2 separate regions of the Homo sapiens genome follow, and region 1 is linked to region 2. Evidence: read pairs that join two places in POLR2A ChIA-PET (ENCODE). Cell type or tissue: OCI-LY7. All regions are shown on one strand. Links, peaks and the distances in the headings refer to the core of each region. The heading gives the core; the rest is flanking DNA.

Region 1 (10,710 bases), core at 1,160-9,159, 110 kb after region 2:
ACGACGTGGCTGCATTCCTAGAGAATGAGTACCGGTGGGTTATCATTAATCTGGGAGGACAGAACACAGGTGATGAAGATTCTCATTCTGTGACCTGCAGCATGGAATGGCCAGCATGTGAATTCAATGTGAATGTGGCACCAAATGGAAAACAGGAGGAGGAGGGCATTTTAATTCACTAATGAGGGTTGTTAGGACGGACAGTTTATTGATTCTCAGGGCAGGTGACAGCAGACTGAGGAGGTGCCAGATGAGTTGCTGGGAGTTGAATGCAGTTCAGAGAAGGCAAATGCAGGATAATATACCGTCTGTAACAGGGAAGGACACAGCACAATAACTGGCAGGGCTGGGGAAGACCTTGCAAAATTAGAAAAGTGTCCAGAGACAAGGTCAGTGCTGCAGAGTAGGGGGTGTGAGGGGATGCAGGAGGGCCACTGGCGTGGGCCTCCATTCACATATGTCCTGAAATTTAGACTCCTGACATCTCTCAATATCTGATAAGGTGTTTGTTAATGTAAAAACATGCAAAGCATGCCAGTTTAATAATTTCATTTTTGCATCGTTTCCTTTGTTAATGTATGGGGAGCCTGAAAACATGAGGCTAGTGGCCCAGATGTCTCAACTTCAAAAGTCCATGGTGGCTCACAAGATCCATTCAGCCCTGCAGTTTATGAAGCAATCCTAAGTGGACCCCCATAGGATATTTTTGGAAGGACACACCAAGAACAGTGAGGGTCTCTAGTGATCTGGGCCAGGAGAGTTGGAATCCAGAGAGGAAAAGAGATTTACTTGTTTTTTTTCCTAAATACAATTTTAATAGATCCTATTTTTGTTTTCCTCTTTTCCTCCCAGAGTTATACATGCCTTTAATCCAAAATGTCAAACAAGTCTTGTTATTAAAAAAAATAGCAGTCCTTTAATCTCTCCTCCCCATTTTCTACACTTTAACCTTTTAGATAATTCTTTTGGTATTTACTTTCAGGTGTCTACATTAACATGCTTGAAATACTGTTCCTTGATTTTTCAACTATAGCCATTATCTATAGATAATGGGTAGAAGATTAGGATTTGGTGTCTTTCCTCCTGCTGTCCCAGTGGGATACACTTATCCTTCCCCATCTCCCATCCTTCCAACAGAATTATGTTGTAATGCTGGTAACGTGAATGTTCAATGTGTATGTTAGAGCAATAGTCACAGCTAAGCCATATAGTAAACTATGACCACTTTCTCTTTTCTGAACACCTTTTTTTTCTTTGAGACAGGGTTGCTCCTGGAGCTAATAACTGTTTTGGTTTTCGTTTGCTTCATTTTCTGTGTACAGTATTTATATTTTCTATTGGTCTATGTCTGCTGTCAAGGCATTCAGAATTTTCAGATAGTCTAATAATTTCACCAGTCTCCTAAAAAAAACTCTCCCATAGCCTTATAGAATATGCTCTAACCCGCACCTGAGACATAGCTCTCATCTTGGAATCTCCCTTCACCAGCATCCCAGAGATTCTCTTGCCTTGTTCCTGTTTAAACTTCAGAGTCCTCTTTCTTAGTTTATTATTTTGACATATGTTTGGGGACATCCTAAGGCAGGGACATGGAATATAAATTCTCGAGAAGTTGGATGTCAGAAAATGTTTATTTTTACTCTACTCTGACACTTGATGGATTCTTTGGGCCAAGTATAGAATTCTAGAGTGGAAACAATTTTTCTTGAGAATTTTGAAAGCCATTCCAATCTGGCCTTCAGGGTTGCTATTGAGAAGTCTGATGCCATTCTGATTTGTCATCCTTTAGGTAGGACTTGTTTGCTCCTCCTCTTTGGAAGCCTGTAGCACCTGTTCTTTGTCCTCACTGTTTTGAGATATCACACTGGTGTGCCTTAGCGTCAGTCTATTCTCTTTGTGCTGGCATTTGGTGGCCCTTTCATTCCAAAAATGCATGCTTGTTAGTTGTGGGAAATTATTTCTTTAATGACTTTCACTCCTCTGGTTTCTCTGTTCACTCTTTTTGGAAATCCTATTTGCAATATTAAACCTTCTGTTCTGTTTTCCTGATTTTCCTTTCTTTTTTTTTTTTTTTTTTTTTGAGACAGAGTCTCGCTCTGTCGCCCAGGCTGGAGTGCAGTGGTGCAATCTCGGCTCACTGCAACGTCTGCCTCCCAGGTTCAAGCAACTCTCATGCCTCAGCCTCCCAAGTAGCTGGGATTACAGGTGCCTGCCACCAAGCCCAGCTATATTTTCCTGATTTTCTTGTATTTCCTTTCGTTTGTCCTTCTGTTTTCTCTTTTGCTCTAATTTCAGAGAGATTTGCTTTTCTTTATTTTCTAACTCTTATTGAATTTTTAATTTTGTTATCATATTTCTAATTTCCAAGAGCTCTTATGTGTTCCCTGAATGCTCCTTTTACTAATGTTATATTCCTTTTTGATGGTTATATGTCTTACCTCTGAGGATATTAATCAGAGGATATTTGACATTTTCTTCAACCTGTACAGTCTCTCTTTCCTTGAAGTTGCTTTTTCCTATTCATCTTGGTCTCTGTTTTTCATGTGAGAGGTTTTCCTCAGTGCCTGTTAAACCTTGATTATCTGTTAATATTTAAGAATGGAGCTAAAAAGCTGAGTAGATATTTTGAACCAATAGGGCCTTGTTGGCCAGAGGCTCCACGACACGTTCTGGCTGGGTTATCTGGCTAAAGGACCCACACAGCACTGCCTTTAAATTTTCACTCTTGGGGAGATCAAATTCCCCTTAGAAGACTCTTCCGGGCTCATGCTCAAAGGATATAATTCTGGCCACCACATCATGGGAGCTCACTGGGGAAAGAGCAGTGGGTCTCAGTGTCTGTCCACTTAATTTCTCGGTTTCCAGCACAGCACCCAGCCCTCATCTCTGCCCAGTGTCCTCCTATCTGTGGACCTTCTGTTATAGACTCTGCGGTGCGGACAGGCTACCGGCCTGGTTGTGCAGAGAGGGGAGGGACCTGAGAGTCAAACTGCTTCCTAAACAGACTTTGAACCACTCCTAGTTTTAGGAGGCCCCACATCACTTCCAGGAACCTGGCGCTGCCAATTCCTGAGCCTTTGTGGGATTCTGGTTGGTTTCTCAAATTTCCTCACTGCTGACTTAGGATTCAGTTTTCCTAGGTCTGTTGTATTGTTGGCCACACTTCTTACTTTCTAGCTTTCAAAATATTGTTGCTATGGGGAGTTGAAAAAAAATGTTGTTGCTATCATTTCTTCCCTTTTTATCAGAAAGATAAAAAATGCCAAATGCCAGCACAAAGAGAATAGACCCACACTAAGGCACACCAGTGTGATAGCTCAAAACAGTGAGGACAAAGAACAGATGCTACAGGCTTCCAAAGAGGAGGAGCAAACAAGTCCTACCTAAAGGATGACAAATCAGAATGGCATCAGACTTCTCAATAGCAACCCTGAAGGCCAGATGTGTGTGTCTGTGTGTGTGTTTTGTTCTCCATCTGCACCTGGAAGTTGGGAGATTTACTTATCACTCTTTAATTTTTTCTGTTGTTTTATTGTTTAATCAATGTTTTAGTTACAAACTATTAATTATCGCAAATTGTTTCACATTTTTTTTTTTTTTTTTTTTTGAGATGGAGTTTCTCTCTGTTACCCAGGCTGGAGTGCAATGGCGCAATCTCAGCTTACTGCAACTTCCCCCTGCCGGGTTCAAGCGATTCTCCTGCTTCGATTCTCCTGCTTCAGCCTCCTGAGTAGCTGGGATTACAGGTGTGTGCCACCACACCCAGCTAATTTTTGTATTTTTAGTAGAGACGGGGTTTCATTATGTTGGTCAGGCTGGTCTCAAACTCTTGACCTTGTGATCCGCCCACCTCAGCCTCCCAAGGTGCTGGGATTACAGGCGTGAGCCAAGTGCCTGGCAAGAATTGTTTTGCTTTTTAAGATAATCTAGTTCATTTTTTTCAAAGCAGCTATGAGAGTATAGCATGTAAAAACTGCAAAATAATGATCAGCCTTTAAGGCTTTGAGTGGTTCCCAAGTGCTGAGCTCTGTCATATCTGCATGTATCTGCATGTATGTGCATGTATATTTACAAAGGAGACAGCTGTGGCTGACATGGAGAAGGTAATGTACCCACAAATTGTGACACAAGACCAATAAAAAATAATACAGCTATAAGCAGGAAATGAAGTAGGTCACAATGAGTCATCATCCGTTGTGTGAAATTTCTTAGGTTATTGTTACCTCAGCCCAGAGAAGAGTTTTCAATTCAGTTGCACACGAGTTATCCCACTTATAATGAATCTTCTGAAGCCATTAGTTGTTTCCTAATTTTTTGATTGTACATCCTTATAAGAAAAACATTTCAGCATACCCTCAAATATGTAAATGTATTTATTTGCAGGTTATACATGTCATATCAATATCAGTACAATACTAACATCCAAATAAGTAGAGATTTTTTTAGAGGATGCAATAGAAAATAAAATTAGAAGTTCTAATATTTTCCTTGAGTACCTCAGTGGATCATCTTAAACACCATGGAATTTTCCACCACGATGAATATCCAAACACTTAGACAAGGTTTTTGAAAGACTCCTACTCAGACCCTACCGAGGCATTCTGAATCAGAACTTCTGAGGGTAAGGCCCTAATGAGACAGCCAAACGCCAAGGCAGATAAAAAGGGGTCCCCGGAGAATCTCTAACCCTCCCCACAGGTGTTTACATCAGATGTTTTTGTGCAGACGAAGGAACTTGCCCAGGGCCTTGTCTGAGCATGCCCACATGAGCCCTGGGGGAGCAGGGTGGAGTCACAGGCAGGGGGAGGAGCCCTGGGATTCAATCTGTGAAGTGGGGAGCCTGTTTTCGCTTTGCTGAGGTTTTTTTTCATTTTTCCCTTTTCACCCAATAAAATCCTGCTCTATTCACCCTTCAATGTGTCCACGTGCCTAATTTTCTTGGTCATGTGACAAGAACCTGGTTTTAGCTAAACCAGGAGCAAAATTCTAAAACACTAGCAAGGACATTTTGAAAAAGTTTCCCTGCTGATTCCCATGTGCACCTTTGGTTTAAAAATACAATTCTAAAGATACAAGAATTAGAACCCCTAAAGGCCAGGTGCAGTGGTTCACGCCTGTAATCCCAGCACTTTGGGAAGCCGAGGCGGGCGGATCATGAGGTCAGGAGTTCGAGACCATCCTGACCAACATGGTGAAGCTCCGTCTTTACTAAAATACAAAAATTAGCCCAGTGTGGTGGCGGGTGCCTGTAATCCCAGCTACTCGGGAGGCTGAGGCAGGGGAATTGCTTGAACCCGGGAGGCAGAGGTTGCAGTGAGCCAAGATCGCGCCACTGTACTTCAGCCTGGGCGACAGAGCCAGACTCCATCTCAAAAAAAAAAAAAAATTAGAATCCCTAAAACACTGAACATAGTAGTCAAATGGCTACTGAATGCAAAGATCAGTCAATTAACTCTGGGAAATGTATAGTTCAACAGATTATCTGGATCATCATGTGCCTCAAAAAACATTGTGCTCTCCTCCCAACTCCATATTTTTCTTCCTCTGACTCTGTCCTTTCCTTTCTATTTTATTAATTTATTATTATTATTATTTTTTGAGATGGAGAGCTCTCTAAGTTGCGCAGGCTGCTCTCAAATGATCCTCCTGCCTCAGCCTCCCAAGGTGCTGGGATCACAAGTATAAGCCAACATGCCTGGCCTCCCCTCACTTTTAATATAACTTGAACTTTACTATTATATGCATAGATATTCATTATAGAAAATATAGATAAGCAAAAAAGAAGAAAATAAAAATGAATTCATAATTCTACCATTCCAAAATAATGAAAATGTTTACTCATAGCTTTCAATATATTTATGCAAACATGTATTTAAAAGGGAATCGGCCGGGGGCAGTGACTCACGTGTGTAATACCAGCACTTTGGGAGGCCGAGGTGGGCAGATCACCTGAGATCAGGAGTTTGAGACCAGCCTGGCCGACATGGTGAAACCCCGTCTCTACTAAAAATACAAAAATTAGCAGGGCATGGTGGCAGATGCCGGTAATCCCAGGTACTCCAGAGGCTGAGGCAGGAGAATTGCTTGAACCCAGGAGGAGGAGGTTACAGTGAGCCGAGATCGTGCCATTGCACTCCAGCCTGGGAGACAAGAGTGAAACTCCATCTCAAAATATATATATAAATAAATAAATATAAAAGGGAATCATACTGTACATGCCATTTTTAACCTGACTTTCTTCACTGTGTAATTATGTATTTTTTTCCGAGAAAATAAGAATGAAAGCTCTGACAGAGCCAGGAACAGTGGCAAGAGAGCTGATCGGCAAAGAGCAGGTGGTGAGATCAGAAACTCCCCCACTAACCTGCTGAACTGCCATCCTCTCCCTCATATTCTCTTCCCTCTACCTTCTGATCCTCCCTGACTTCATCTCTCTTCCTCTGTTTGCCTTCTACATGCTCTTTCCCTTTCTCTTTTCTTTCACCTTCTACCCTCAATTCTCTCTACTAAAGCAACCAAGGCCTTCAGGACAAGGATTAATATTTAATAGAATTAAACTTCCTGTTAATTTGACAAGGGATGCATAACCAGGAAGCTGGAGTGACAGCTGCACCCTCCTCTGAAGTGGGGATTTTCTGAGCAAGCCCAAGCAAGAGCCCTCTGTTCTTCTACTTTTTTTTTTTTTTTTGAGACAGAGTTTCGTTCTTGTTGCCCAGGCTGGAGTGCAATGGCATGATCTTGGCTCACTTCTCCTGCCTCAGCCTCCCAAGTAGCTGGGATTACAGGCATGTGCCACCATGCCCGGCTAATTTTGTATTTTTAGTAGAGACGGGGTTTCACCATGTTAGTCAGGCTTGTCTCCAACTCCTGATCTCAGGTGATCCACCTGCCATGGCCTCCCAAAGTGGGATTACAGGCATGAGCCACCACACCCAGCCTGAGCCCTCTGTTCTTGATAACTATCTGTTATTTCCACTCGGGAGCCCAAATTAAAGTTCCTTATTTGTCTTAGAAGCAAGGTGCGGCCAGAGGCAGCGGGGTACCCAGGTTGTCAGAGAAGAGCCATGTCAGGAAGATTGCATTTCTGGAATTGAAACCAAGGGAGAGATGGTTGACAGAAGGTGAGGACTGAGAAGGAGGCAGGCATGAAAATCCAGAACAAACCAGCTGTGGAGCTTTCCCACTGGTGTTACAAAACCGGTCACAGAAAACCAGTTCCTCTTGCTTTAGGTGGCAAGAATCTTCTACATGCTGGTTACCTCAACCCCACTGACAAAGACATTTCCACCTGCAATTATTAATCCACTGCTAGTGAGGAAAGTTTTCTGAACTTTGAAAACTTCATTGGGCTGGTGTGAAAGAAAGTAAGCACTTTCTACTACAGTGAAGCCAAATTGTGTTTTTCAGAGGCTGTGGAAAATTATTATTTTCATTAAATGCAAATCATTGCCCTCAAACCAATGACGTTCTTAGGCATGAAATTGTCATTGGCTTTATTAACTAGGAGAGGCTACATTACCCAACTCTCTAAAGGCACTCTGCTGTAGAAGGTTCTAGAAAATGAATGGAAAGTGACTCATTCTCCACCTTCATCCCCAAAACCAAAACTCCCCCTGCAGCAAAACACCCCCTGCAGCAGCAGGAGTTTATGGATCATCCTCAGAGTGGGGGTGTAGCACATGGGCCACTAGATGCTTCAGGGGGCAGCAATTAAGTGCTTCACCAGGGGCATTAGTCACAGTGGGTGGGACCCTCCCTGTCACCCTGCAGAAATGGGAGCCAGAGAAGCTGGTAATAACTGAAGAGAGGGAGGCCCCATCCCCTACAACCTCTCCCTTTTCCCAGCAGCAAGTACTGAATAAGCAGCACTTAGCATATGTACAAGGTCAGAAAGGAGGTGAAAAATAGGGAGAAGGTGTTTTGACATAAATATTTCCAGAAAGGATCTCTTAAGGGAGAGCATCTCTGGCTTATGGCAGAGTTAAAACTTAAAAAAGAAAAAAAAATTATTCGAAAAAAACTAGAAAAAGTTTTCCTCCTCCTCACCCCGAGAAACAAATCTCTACTTGTAGTGGCGCCTGAAGTTTAACCATTAGTGACTCATTCCTTTGTGAACTGCAGGAGACTTGGCATTTAAGAGGTCTGTATTGAAATGCAAATATTTATGAGACCTGCCAATAATTTTCACTAGTATCAGAATCCTTGAGATGACCTTCAAATACAGATTCCTGGTGGCATAGACATGCATAGTTTGTACCCCTAGTCCTCACTACAACCATGACCTTCAGGCAATAGATGGGTTCTCCAGTTCTCTGGCTTCTGATGGGACCCTGATGTAGTTAACTTAAGTTCTTGCTTTTCCAGGTTAGAAAATGATTTCCACTGTGGCGACAGTTTGGCTACCTCAATCAGAACTGACCCTTTATAGTTAAAGATGGAAGCAAAATGGAAAACTGTAAATAGTTGGGCTTTTTAAATTTTGGCATGTCAAAAGGGAGGGCGGCTATACAGGAGTAAACACTGTCACCTTCCTCCACTGAATCCATGGCCCCTTCCTATATCTTGTCTCGTTCTTTTCTCCTTGGTTTCTCTACAATTACATTCTCTTTCTCCTTTTTCTCCTACCCCTCAAGACACAGACATACTAGGAATGCAATCATATTTGTCTTATATGTACTTAATAATTTAGTACTTTCTTTACACAACATGGTGAGAAATAAAATTCTAAGCCCCCAACTGACTGAATGGACCCTCTCTTGGCCAAAGGAGCCCCAAAGAAACCTTGGAAGCTGAATTCATGGCCACAGTCTGACACCTCCTCCCTCGATAAAAGTCATTAGGTTTCCTTCTCGAAGGTCTAAACAGAAACCAGCCCTTTCAACAGACTACTAGCTTGTCTTCCCAGACACAGTACAAAGACAAGATGAGGTTAATGGTTCCTTCATCACTCCCCAAGACCTCTGCTTCCTCTATTCCCTTTTTCTTCAATGCTGGCCTTACCTTGTGTAAAATGTAGATTTTGGGGGCACTAGTTAAGTCTCACAAATACATTCTCATTGGTCTCACTGTCACCCCTCCTCCACCCCTTTTAAAGGAAAATGAATAAATACTAAACCTCCTGAGAATCTCTTTGGAAAAAACAGCCACAGATGCTTCTGTGACTCATGTTTTTTTCCCGGGCACGCCCTCACACTGGCTCAAAACCTGGATGATTTGAATCTTATGCTTCAATCACTCATTTTGGTTTTCAATAGGTTTAATATTTTACTTGAGAATAGAGTCGTGTCAGTGAGCTGGACTTTTTTACTCAATGGGCTTAGCAGCCATGACAGGGGAAAAAGGGTCTTCCCTCTGTTTCATGATGTTAAGAGTGAAGGGATCATTGATCAGGTGCTGAGAGCCACAGGGCCACCTAAAGAGTGTCAGAGGATAATAAGGGTGAGTTGGGGGTTTGAAAAAACAAGACCAAGGACAAGATCCCCCTCCTTCTCAAACTGGCAAAGAACAAGTTAAAATCAGCCCTGACCAGTGAGCCCTGGTTAACAGTCCACCCTGGGGCAGCAGCAAAGACCCCACAGGTTGCTCTCTGCTCATGCCCTCTGTAAGATTTCCTCAGGTGGGGAGGGCACATGGGGCCCAGGGTTATTCTGTAGAGTTGGGACAACCATAATGTACCTCTTCTGCCTGTTGGCCTCCTTTTCCCCACTTCAATACATACAGGTGAAATCAAATGAAAATTAACACCAAGGACCCCACAAAGGGTAAAGAAGCCACTACAAGCCAAGAAAGCAGAGTGTGTGGACAAAAGAAGGGGGGAAGTAAGTCACTCCAGATTCTCTGGGTTGCTAGGTGTAGTTTGGAAGACAAAGTTACTGATATTTTCAAGCTTCAGCTGGCCAAGCCCTCTTCTCCTCTAGGTGGGATGCCTCCATGAGCTCCAACAGGCAGCCTCGCCGACCTCCCAGCTCTGCTCAGTTGCTCAGCACCCCATGGAGAAGGTGAAGCCCATAATGAACACACTGCCCTGGCCACTTACTTCCTCCAACCAAAGAAGCCCTCATCTCCCGGGCCTAGACCATTTCCGGAGACCAGCTTGTGACAGAGCCACAACCTCCGGTCACTCTGTCAGCTATCTGCAGTTCCTCCTTTTTCCTTTCCTCTCTCCCCTCATAAACAATGACTGTTGATGTTTCCACTAGCTACAGATGCTGATGCCAAGATTAGCTTTGGTCAAGATGATATTCTCCATCCTCCAAAACAATGACCAAAATGTTTTATTTTATGGCTAGGAACTTTACTTTCTTTCATATGAAATATTTAATGTATTTTTCACTGTGCTCATTTTTGTTTTGTGTGGTGATAGTTAATAGCAAAACTTATGCTACCCCATCAAGAAATAAACAAGGAACTTCTTGATAACAGGAGGAACTAACCATGCAACTGAAAGCAGAGGCGCAAAAAAGAGCTTTTTCTATATTTGATTCCTTCTCTGATTTGTATAATCTCCCCATCAAAAAAAAAAAAATCAATGAATTGTGTAACTCAGTTTCTCAAGTGTCATAACAACCTGTGCTCCCTGTTCCACTCTCCCCACACACAGAATGCTTAATAAGAGATTAAAGCACACATAGACATCTATCGTTTTAAGCAGGTAGCTATATGCTTCTGCTGCCACTCACCAAAGACAGGGAAATTTCTCATTTGTATAAA
Region 2 (10,710 bases), core at 1,861-9,860:
TGTTCACTTTGCCTCAGTTGTGAATTCTTTCATTGAGAAGGAGAATTACCATTATGTTACTATATTAATGAAAGGAGAAGTGGATGTGACTCATGATTCAGAACCAAAGAATGTAGAGCCTGAAAAAAATGAAAGTAAGAGAATTATATATAATCATGCATTTTTCTTTCAGGAGAGCAAGTGGTCTGGAGGAATATTACAGTATGTTGCCATATGAAGAGAATGCTATTGTCTGAATGCTTGTGTTCCCCCAAAATTCTATGTAGAAATCCTAACTCCCATGACGAGGTTTTAGGAGGTTGGGGCCCTTGGGAGGTGATTAGATCATAAGATAATGAATGGGATTCATGCCCTTATAAAAGAGACCCCTGACCCCTTCCATGATGTAAAGATACAGAGAGAAGATCGTTGTCTGTGAACCTGGAAGTGGGCCCTCCCCAGATATGGAATCTGCCAGTGTCTTGATCTTGGACTTCCCAGTCTCTAGAACTGTTGAGAAATAAATTTCTGTTGCTCATAAGCCATGTAGTCTGAAGTATTCTGTTATAGCAGTCCAAATAGCCTAAGATATATGAATGTAGAGATGTAATATAGAGATATAGATAGGTAAATATATTTGGACCATGAGGAACCAGACTGTGTTTGTGTCCTGGTTCTTAGAGCTTTGTGACCTTGGGCAAATTATTTCATGCCTGGGCCTCTTTTCTTATCCGTGATAATAATAAGTACCTTGGATGGATTCTTGTAAGGATTTACATACGAAGAACCTCGTGAACACAGTAAGTTTTATTGTTATTGTTTAATTTTGTTTCAGGCAGTAATTTTAAGGAAAATATTTTATCTGTTTTACTCAGTTTTCTCACCTGCGCAGGAGAGTTAATACCATCCATTTACGGTAAATAATTACACTGATAAAACAATTATTGTTTCACAGCAGTTGGGTTCTTCTTGCCTGCCACCCAGAAAAAGCCAGTACCCTGAGACAGTAGGAGTTGTAGCAGAGAAAGAGTTTAATAATCACAGGGCAGCTGCATGAGGAGGACGGGAGATAATTCTTAAATCCTACCCATAGAGAATTCAGAGGCTAGGGTTTTTCAAGGATGGTTTGACAAGCAAGGGGCTAGGGAATGAGAAATGCTGCTTTGTTGGGTTGGGGATAAAACCATACGGATGTCAAAACTGTCTTCTTGTGCTGAGTCAGTTCCTCGATGGGGGGTTCACAGGACCACTTGAGTCAGTTTCTTTGTGTGGCTTACCGATTTGGGTGGTACCAGTTGGTCCATTAGAATGCAAAGTCTGAAAAATATCTCAAACACTAGTCTTAGGTTTTACAATAGCAATGTCATCTGTAGGTGTAAATAGGAAAGTTATAAATCTTTTGACCACGGGCTACATGCTTCCTGAGCAGTAAGCAGTTACAAAAAAGCAAGTTATAAAATGATGCCTGGTTAGAGTTTAACTATGCCTACATCTTTATTAATAGAGTTCTGGCCCTTACCATAATTTTAACCTTGTGGCCTTTTATTAGTTCTACAAAAGCAGCTTTGGTCCCTTAACAAGGAGGGGGTTAGTTTTGGGAAAGGACTATTACCATCCTTGCTTTAAAGTTAAACTGTAAACTAAATTCCTCCCATAGTTAGGTTGGCCTGTGTGTAGAAATGAGGAGACAGTTTGTGAGGTTAGAAGCAAGGTGGAGTCAGCTTTGTTAGATATCTCTCACTGTTATAATATTGCAAAGGTGGTTTCATTATCTGTTACCCTCTATGTTGAATTGAGTGCACTGAAAGTTTATTTACCGTGTGCTAAGCATTGTTCTAAGGGTTTTCTGTTTACCATCTCTCCTCAAATTCTCATAAAACAGTCAGAAAAGGAACTAAAGAGAAAAATATCAAACTTTTTGAATATATTCCTTGCCATATGAAACTTTATCCAAGTGGTCTTATGTATTGAACCTCCCCTCTAAACATTTAATTTCTTCTCTAATAGGGAAGAATCTTTTCATTCAACAGATACCTATTGAGTACAGTGTTTTGAGTATTGAGACACTGTTCTAGGCACTAAAGAAACAATGGTGCGTAGAACAAAGTCCCTGCCCTCTTGGACTTTACATTTTAGTGGGCGGGGGAAATGACAGATTACAGATATTTTATGATAGTAGCAATAAGGACTAAAAAGAGCAATAAAGCTGTGTAAGAAAGGGATATATGAGTGCTGTATCAGATAGGGTGGTTAGGAAGGGTCTCTGACAAAGGGATGTACACACATATACTGGGCAACATAGTGAGACCCTGTCTCTACAAAACTAAAAATGTTAGCCAGAGTGGTGGCACATGCCTGTAATCCCAGCTACTTGGGAGGCTGAGATGGAAGGATCATGTGAGCCTGGGAGATCAAGGCTGCAGTAAGCTATGATTGCACCACTGCTGTCCAGCCTGAGCAGCGACAGAGTGAGACCCTGTCTCAAAAAGAAGAAATGGACTAAACATTTTCTTATTTTTCTTTTTTCTATGGGCAAATAAAGCTGAGACTAGAAGAGACAAATATGATGGAATAGTTTTTTTTTAAATTCAGTATCCTTCACAGGAAGCAGATATAGAAAGCCTTCATTTTTAGAGAAGGTGCTATAGAGAAAACACCAAGGTCACTGACTGTCCCACAAGCTTTATTTGACCATTCTCACCAAGCCACCTCTGGGTGCTTCCTCATTCTTCAGTCCTCTTTTTGCCCTGTCTAGCCTCTGTAGGGATTTGAGTTGGGGAATCCTGATGCAAGTTATAATTTTGAATCTCACTCCTCTGAGCTGCGGGCCTGTGTTTCCAGTTGCTTTCTAAGTATCTTCCCTTAATGTTCAGAAGGCATCTCAAATTCAACTCAACTTCAAATTATGCTCATTATTTTTTTTACTGAACTTTGAATCTATAAAGAACAGTTCTTTTGGCTTATACATTTTGAACTCTTCCCTGCCAAACACAGTGTCTGACTCATAATCAGAATTCAAAATATGTTGAAGGAAGGAAGGACCCAGTGAATGAACATACAAGCCAACCTCTTCCTGTGAAGCTGTCATTTAGTACTAGACTGCCCTACTTTTTAATAACTTCCATAAGATTACTATTCTACTTTAAGTACTAAATCATGAGTTTTTATAACCATGTAACTATATGTATTGTTTTATTCCTCTTAGGATATAGTAGTTAGGAGTAGTTTTACATGCTTTGTGGTTTTTAAAATTCATTTATGTAACTTTTTTATTTGTTCACTTTCATTTTGTTAACTCCCTGACATGAACCTTGCTAGTAGTCTCAAATAAAGCAGTATGATTTACAAGGTCCAAGATTACTAGCATCAAATCAGATTTGATCAAAAACATTTATTGCTCTATATCTGTTAGTAACAATACAGCAGGAATTATGTTCACTTTATTCCCAGTTGCAGCCTGATAACCAACTACACTGATAACCAGCTGCAGCCTAGCCAAGGTACAAGGACTTGGTGGGTCTTTGTTTTATTTCTAGGATAAAGACACAGTCTCTCTATCCCGTGCTCCTCAGGCCTTGGATCTGGGTAGCCTGCTTCAGTTTACTATTTAGTGCATCTTTCCTCCAACCATCTAATTATAGTTCGGAGGCTCATCCAGACACTTCATTTTCTAGGGGATGGGGTAAACTTCATGGATGGGTTTTTGGAGACCTGGTTAATTAAGCATCTTGCACCACATTGTTGGGTACTCAGTCTGTCTGTGTCTGTCTGTCTGTCTCTCTTTCTCGCTCTCTCTCTCTCCCTCTCCCGCCCTCCCTCTCCCCCTCCCGCCCCCACCTCATTAGTGTATGGTCACAGTTACTGATCACAGTTACTCTTCCTGTACTTATTCCAGTTTCATGGATTTTCGGCCCCTGCATTCCCAAAGTGAAAATACGTACCTATATACCTGTATTTTATGGACAGAAAGATACTTAGTGCTTACACATAGTAAAAACAGGTGATCATAAAGAAACTAGAACATGGAGTGTGTATCTTAATATAATATGTAGGTATTTGTCATAAGCATCTGTGCGTCTATGTTATTTACATTTAAATCATGAAAGAAACACCATTCTCTAGAATCTTTTTCTAGAATTTCATGTACTTTATAACTGATAGACACTGTTAAATCTTTGTTTCAATGGATTTTTAAAAATCATCTCCTTCTGTATTTGTTTAAAATATACCAAGGTACAATATTTTATTTTCCTCTGCACAGCTTTCTACTTTTTTAAGAGATGGAGGATATCTTAGAAACTTTGTAATCTACTTTATTTTATAGGTGAAGGAAGTGGTTTATTTTAATGTAGTATAACCTATAGTATATAACGTTATTTGCATTTTTTACAAAAATATTTACATAAACATTGACTAATACTAAATCTGGGTTTACCATGGCATAGCCTTTGTAAACTGGGCTTCACATTCAAATAACACAATGTTTTAAATGACCACCATTCTCTTCATAAGACCTTCATTCTACATGCAAATTATATTTGTATAGCCAAGCAAATGCAAAGCATCACTATGAGTTTATTAGTAGCAAGTTATTTTTAAATTCAATTAATTTTTTCTAAATATAGGTTAGCTTACCCAAATAAACACCCTTTGTTTTCTGTTATCTAAATAAATTGATTTAGCATCTTTCTTTTCTAGGTTGGGAGTGGGTTCCTTGGGAAGAACTACCTCCCCTGGACCAGCTTTTCTGGGGACTGCGTTGTTTAAAAGAACAAGGCTATGATCCATTTAAAGAAGATCTGAACCATCTGGTGGGATACAAAGGAAATCATCTCTAGGTGGCCGAGAAGATTTGATTTTCTTTAAAAAGACAAGAATAAGGTCTGGTTAGGGAATGAAAAATGTATACATTTCGGAACAACTCCATTTTATCTAAAAAAGTTCTTGTGATTGCCAGTTTATTTGCAGTCTCTTAATGTATCCCCCACTCTTTCAGCCAGTACTTGAGAAAATTTTTCTGAAATATGTCATTGAATTGTATTCCAGACACAGAATACATGATAAATACTGATATTATGGGTAATCTGCTTTCCATATTTACCTATGATATTTACTGTGCAGTTTGTCATTACTAGCTTGCATGGAGTAGGATGCAGTCAAATTTGCCTTAGTGTTTCTGTTCAAATAGAGACCTGAATTCAAATATTGTAGTTTAGGTTCAAACAGAGTATGGCTGTTGCAAAATTTACCAAATTTGTTGATTACCTCTTTTATTAAAGAAATGTTGGGGAGAGGGTAATATATTGTGACAATTTTTGCAACTTACAGGGAATAGGACAGGTCATTAGGGTGTATTTCCCAGGTTTCCAATTGAGAATCTAAACCAAGAGAAGTGAGACAAACCATCTAATATCTGTATCATGCTATTAATAGGCTGTGATGTTGAGTTTCTCACTTACTCTTTCTGAGGTCCAGGGTCCTTATATGAAGAGATTCATATATATGAAGAGATTCGTCTAGAGCAGTGGTTGTCAAAGTGTGGTCTGGGGGGGCCTCAAGAGCCTTTCAAGGGTATTCTAGGTCAAAGCTGTTTTTATAACACTAAGACATCATTTCACTATTTATAGCTTTTCCTTTTTTTTATTTGAGAAGGAGTCTTGCTCTGTTGCCCACATTGGAGTGCAGTGGCACGATCTCAGCTCATTGCAGCCTCCGCCACCTGGGTTCAAGCAATTCTCCTACCTCAGCTTCCCGAGTAGCTGGGATTATAGGCACCCACCACCACACCTGGCTAATTTTTGTATTTTTAGTGGAGACGGGGTTTCACCATGTTGGCCAGGCTGGTCTGGAACTCCTGAGCTCAAGTGATCTGCCCATCTCAGCCTCCCAAAGTGCTGGGATTACAGGTATGAGCCACAACGCCCAGCCATCATTTATCTTTTTCACTCATTTTTTCATGAGTATGCAGAGGAGTTTTCAAGAGGCTATCTGGTGTGATATTGTAATAGGCTGAATGCAAAAGCAGATACAAGATTCCAGCTTTCGTCTGTCATCAGACATTGAAGAGATTTGGAGAAATGTAAAGCAGCAGTACTCTTCTCACTAATTTTTGTTGTGGTTAGTTAGAAAAATGGTTATTTTTAGTGGGTTTTAATATGTGAAAAAAATAAAATTAGCTATTTGCCAAAAATGTTTTTATGTGTTTATATATACTTGGTTCTTGTTACTTGCAAATGATTAATAAAAATTTTAAGAAATTTCTCAGTTTTCATTTCTATATGATAAATATTTCTAGATAAAACCATACAAAAACAAAATCTCTTTGTGGTCCTTGGTAATTTTTAAGAGTACAAAGGGATCCAAATTTTTGCCAGATTAGGCCAAAAGCTCACATTTTTAATTTTGAGCGCACTTCTGTGAAATCCTGTGCTTCTCTTAGAGTTGATTACCTTTGAATTTTGCTCTTTCAAAAGACCCCAGTACTATCATAATACTTGCTAAGGAATCTTTTTCCAGTGAGTATCATTTTTTAAGTTCTTTCTTGTTTGCTTTTTCAAAATTATATATGTACATTGTATAATTTGTCATGTAGAAATCTCATTTTCTTTTTTTTTCTGAGACAGGGTCTCACTCTGTCAACCAGGCTGGAGTGCAGTGGTGCAATCTCGGCTCACTGCAACCTCCAGCTCCCAGGCTCAAGGGATCCTCTTGCCTCGGCCTCCTGAGTACCTGGGATTACAGGTATGGTATGCACCACCACGCCCAGCTAATTTTTGTATTTTTAGTAGAGATGGTTTCACCATGTTGCCCAGTTGATCTCGAACTCTTGACCTCAAGTGATCTGCCCACCTTGGCCTCCCAAAGTGCTGGGATTACAGGCATGAACCACCACGCCCTGCCCATATTTTTGATGTTAGATGCATGATTTTGAAATGTTTGAAGAGCTCAAATATAATAAGTGTGTATGTATGCCTTGTTCTTTGGATATATGGATTAATTTCACACTAATTTTTCTACTCCTATTTGATTATTCCATGTCCTTCTGTTGCTTGCTTCCTCATTTTACTTAATTTCAGTAAAATTCAGTCCCTCAGTTGACTGAATCCCTGTCCCTGGCTTCTCCTAAGTGATAGACATGTGAAGCTTGATAAGAAAGCAGGCGAGCTTATGGATTAAATCCTTTCATAGGTTTATCTCAACTACAGTTCATTGGTAATTCATTAAGATATCTCTTTATGTTAGTACTTATCCATGCAGATATTTTATAGCTTCAAAAACTCATCACAAGGCCTGGCACAGTGGCTCACACCTGTAAACCCAGCACTTTGTGAGGCTGAGGTGAGAGGATTGCTTGAGTTCAGGAGCTCAAGACCAGCCTGGGCAACACAGGGAGACCCTGTCTTTATGAATAATTTAAAAATTAGCCAGGCATGGTGGCACATGCCTGTGGTCCCAGCTACTTGGAAGGCAATGACAAACTCATTGAAAGCTTGTGAGGTTTGTTTGTTTGTTTTTTAACTCAACCAACTTGACATGAAATGTGTTTCAATGGAAAGAAAAAACTAACCAGGAGTTTTATTCATAGGAAAAGGTAAAAAGGTAAGAATTCCATATTAATTAGAAGGGGATTGTGTGTACATCAGCACTTAATGTGCTCAGGTGGCATTCAGTGACAACTCAGTAATTAGGAAATATTTCTTTAAATAAGTCAATGAATGAAGCAGGATTTAGAACTGTTAAGAAAGCAGTTAATGCCTGGATGGTTTGAGTATTGCCTTTAATAGAAAAAAAACTAAAGCTGACTAGCAACATTCTCATAAAACTAAATGTCAGCTAGAGTTCCGGAAGTGTACTTTACTGCCAGGTTGCTGGGAGGGAAATATCTTTTCGTCTATTTGCTGGACCAACCCTGAGGTGTCATCTGTCCCAGGATAGGCAAGTGCTCCTATACTGACTCTGGCAACACCTTACCAAAAGTCTTCCCAGTGGAGCCTGAGGTGAATTCGGCCTCTTTCCGATCCACTTGGAGGAGTCACTTCTTTGTTATCTTGACTGCCAGCTTCCCAAACAAGGCAAATACTTTTAGGTGAAATAGTCTCTTCTTTGTGGCACGAAATGATCACAATAAATGGAGATTGTGGGAGAAAGCAAGCTCAGGGAATCATTCATATAAGAGAAGACATCCAAAGTCTTCTTTCAACATAAAATCATATATTGAAGCTGCCTCTGTTTTTAGTAATTATTTATGTTGTACGCAGATGTCTGTGCTGCACTTGAGTAGTTTTTTTGTTTTTGAGATGGAGTTTCACTCTTGTTGCCCAGGCTGGAGTGCAGAGGCACGATCTCGGCTCACCGCAACCTCCGCCTCCCGCGTTCAAGCAGTGCTCCTGCCTCAGCTTCCTATTTGGGTTTACAGGTGCCCACCACCACGTCCAGCTAGTTTTTGTATTTTCAGTATAGATAGGGTTTCTCCATGTTAGTCAGGCTGGTCTTCCGACCTCAGGTGATCTGCCTGCCTCGGCCTCCCAAAGTGCTATGATTACAGGCATGAGCCACCGCGCCCAGCTGAGTAGTTTTATAAAAAGTGAAAATTAAAGGTAACAATGTGCATTGTGTTCCACATCTTCCATTTTATGTACTTCAATAAATTAAAAGTATAAATTAATACTTAAGGTTCTCCAAAACATCTAATTTTTCATCTATTGTGTGCCAAGTCGTATGATAAGGACTTTACAATATTTGTACTGTCAGTTAAACCTACCACACTTCCTTAAATTCCCATTCCAGACTTTTTCTCATTTTCATGTTCAAAATGTTTAAATAGGCCAGGCACAGTGGCTCATGCCTGTAATCCCAGCACTTTGGGAGGCCGAGACAGGTGGATCACCTGAGGTCAGGAGTTCAAGACCAGCCTGGCCAATATTGTGAACCCCTGTCACAACTGAAAATAGAAAAATTAGCCGGGTGTGGTGGTATGCACCTGTAGTTTCAGCTACTCAGGAGGCTGAGACGGGATAAGTGCTTGAACCTGGGAGGAGGAGGTTGCAGTGAGCCAAGATCACACCACTGCACTCCAGCCTGGGGGACAGAATGAGACTCTGTCTCAAAACAGAAAAGAAAGAAATGTTTAAATAGCCAGGCACAGTGTAATCCCCACACTTTGGGAGGCCAAGGCCAGAGGATCACTTGAGCACAAGAGTTTGAGACCAGCATAAGCAACATAGTGAGACCCTGTCTCTACAAAAAGTTAAAGATTAGCTAGGTGTGGTGGAGTTGGTGGGACATGGTGGTGCTTGCCTGTAGTCCCAGCTCCTTGGGAGGCTGAGGTGGGAGGATTGCTTGAGCCCAGGATATCGAGGCTACAGTGAGCTATGATCCCACCACTGCATTCCAGCCTGGGCGACAGAGTGAGACCCTATCTCAAAAAATAAAATATTTAAATATTTGGCTTTTTGCATAATAATATTGGTTAATAACGTTGTATTCAATCATGTATCACTCTTCATTTTGTTTATCAGATCAATTCGTGGGCAAAAGCAACATAGTAGCAAGTAAGCCAAACTTTTCACGAACTTCAGTTTGGCTTGATACTTGTTATTTTTGATAACAAGACTTATTTTTGATAACTTGATACTTTTTGTTTTCCTTCATAGATTCACTTTCTACCTATTCTTGGATGACTCCCCAAACAATATTATCTACAGCCCAGATGTTTCTAAGCTCCAGGCCCCACCGCACACCAGGCATCTCTACTTGATTGTCCACATCCTTCTGGCTTGCTGTGTTTCAGACTGAACTTCCTCCTATTCTTCTCAGAGAAGGGCTCTACCATCTGCTGAATTGCTCAAATTTGATTCCCTTCCCCGCATCCAGCAGTTGCTCTTTCTTGTCCATTCTGTTTCTTGTCTCTTGAATCCACCCCCATCACATGGTCCCACCTGCCTCTCCCCTAGGCCAGGCCCGTGCCACCTTTTCCCCAGACTCTTCCTGCAGCTTTACTCCGCCAATCAACTGAATGGCTTATTTTTATTCTTGTGGTAAAATACACGTAACATAAAACTTACCATCTTAACCCTCCAATTCATTTTTGACATTACTCCTGGAGTGACTTTTCAAAGCATAAATTTAGTTATGTCTCATCTTCCCAAACGTCTTTGGAAGTTCCCATCACCTGTAGAATAAAATCCCTAACCTGACGTATGAGCTTTCCTAATTTCCCTGGACTAATTTTCTCATTATATCACACCCTGCTGTTGCACCCTGCACTCTCAGCATCTTTGTGCTTCATCCAGTGCAACAGGCTGGTTCCTACCTCCTTGCCAGTGCGCCTGCAGCTCCTTCTGAACTGAATGCGACACCCACCTTCAATGTGCCTTAACAGATCCTTACTAGTTTTTCGTACCTTAGTTCAAGGTTCCTTCCTCTGTGAAACCTGGACTCACCCAATTGGACCTTGACATATCTCACCTTACACCATTTCTACTGTATGTTGACTTCAGAGGTAGCGCTTGATTTCATAAGGCCCTAGGCTTAAATGAGACATGTCACAAGTTGTGTTCTTCCAAAGCCGCCCATTTTTGTCTTTTTGAATAGCATGGTTTAAATTTCTAATGGGTTGAATTCACCTCTGATGCATTTGTGAAGCAATAAGTTAAATTCTGCAGATAAAATGCCCGCAAGTCAGCCTCCTCCTTCAAAATGGCTGAAGACAAGTATACATCAATATTGTAG

What was found. Peaks named below come from ENCODE experiments on the same cell type or tissue, not always from the same donor. Only the 100,000 strongest peaks of a DNase experiment are listed, where the experiment ranks them.
Region 1: POLR2A ChIA-PET joins it to region 2 with 11 read pairs; 3 of 35 experiments call an interaction of 5 or more read pairs at or near these places.

Annotation. Positions count from the first base shown.
Region 1 is chr13:48,151,920-48,162,629 of GRCh38, forward strand. All of the region lies in intron 4 of LOC105370198 (a long non-coding RNA gene), which reads right to left. Among named protein-coding and RNA genes, the nearest start is that of MED4, 62 kb to the left of the region's middle. RefSeq lists enhancers at 4,696-4,815, 7,786-8,396. In OCI-LY7, for the core only: no CTCF peak of the experiment used is centred there; a DNase peak (open chromatin) is centred at 4,772.
Region 2 is chr13:48,040,983-48,051,692 of GRCh38, forward strand. It overlaps NUDT15 (nudix hydrolase 15), which reads left to right. Exons shown (of 3, transcript NM_018283.4): 2 at 1-134; 3 at 4,678-6,239. The coding sequence ends at 4,817. Among named protein-coding and RNA genes, the nearest start is that of NUDT15, 8.6 kb to the left of the region's middle. In OCI-LY7, for the core only: no CTCF peak of the experiment used is centred there; no DNase peak of the experiment used is centred there.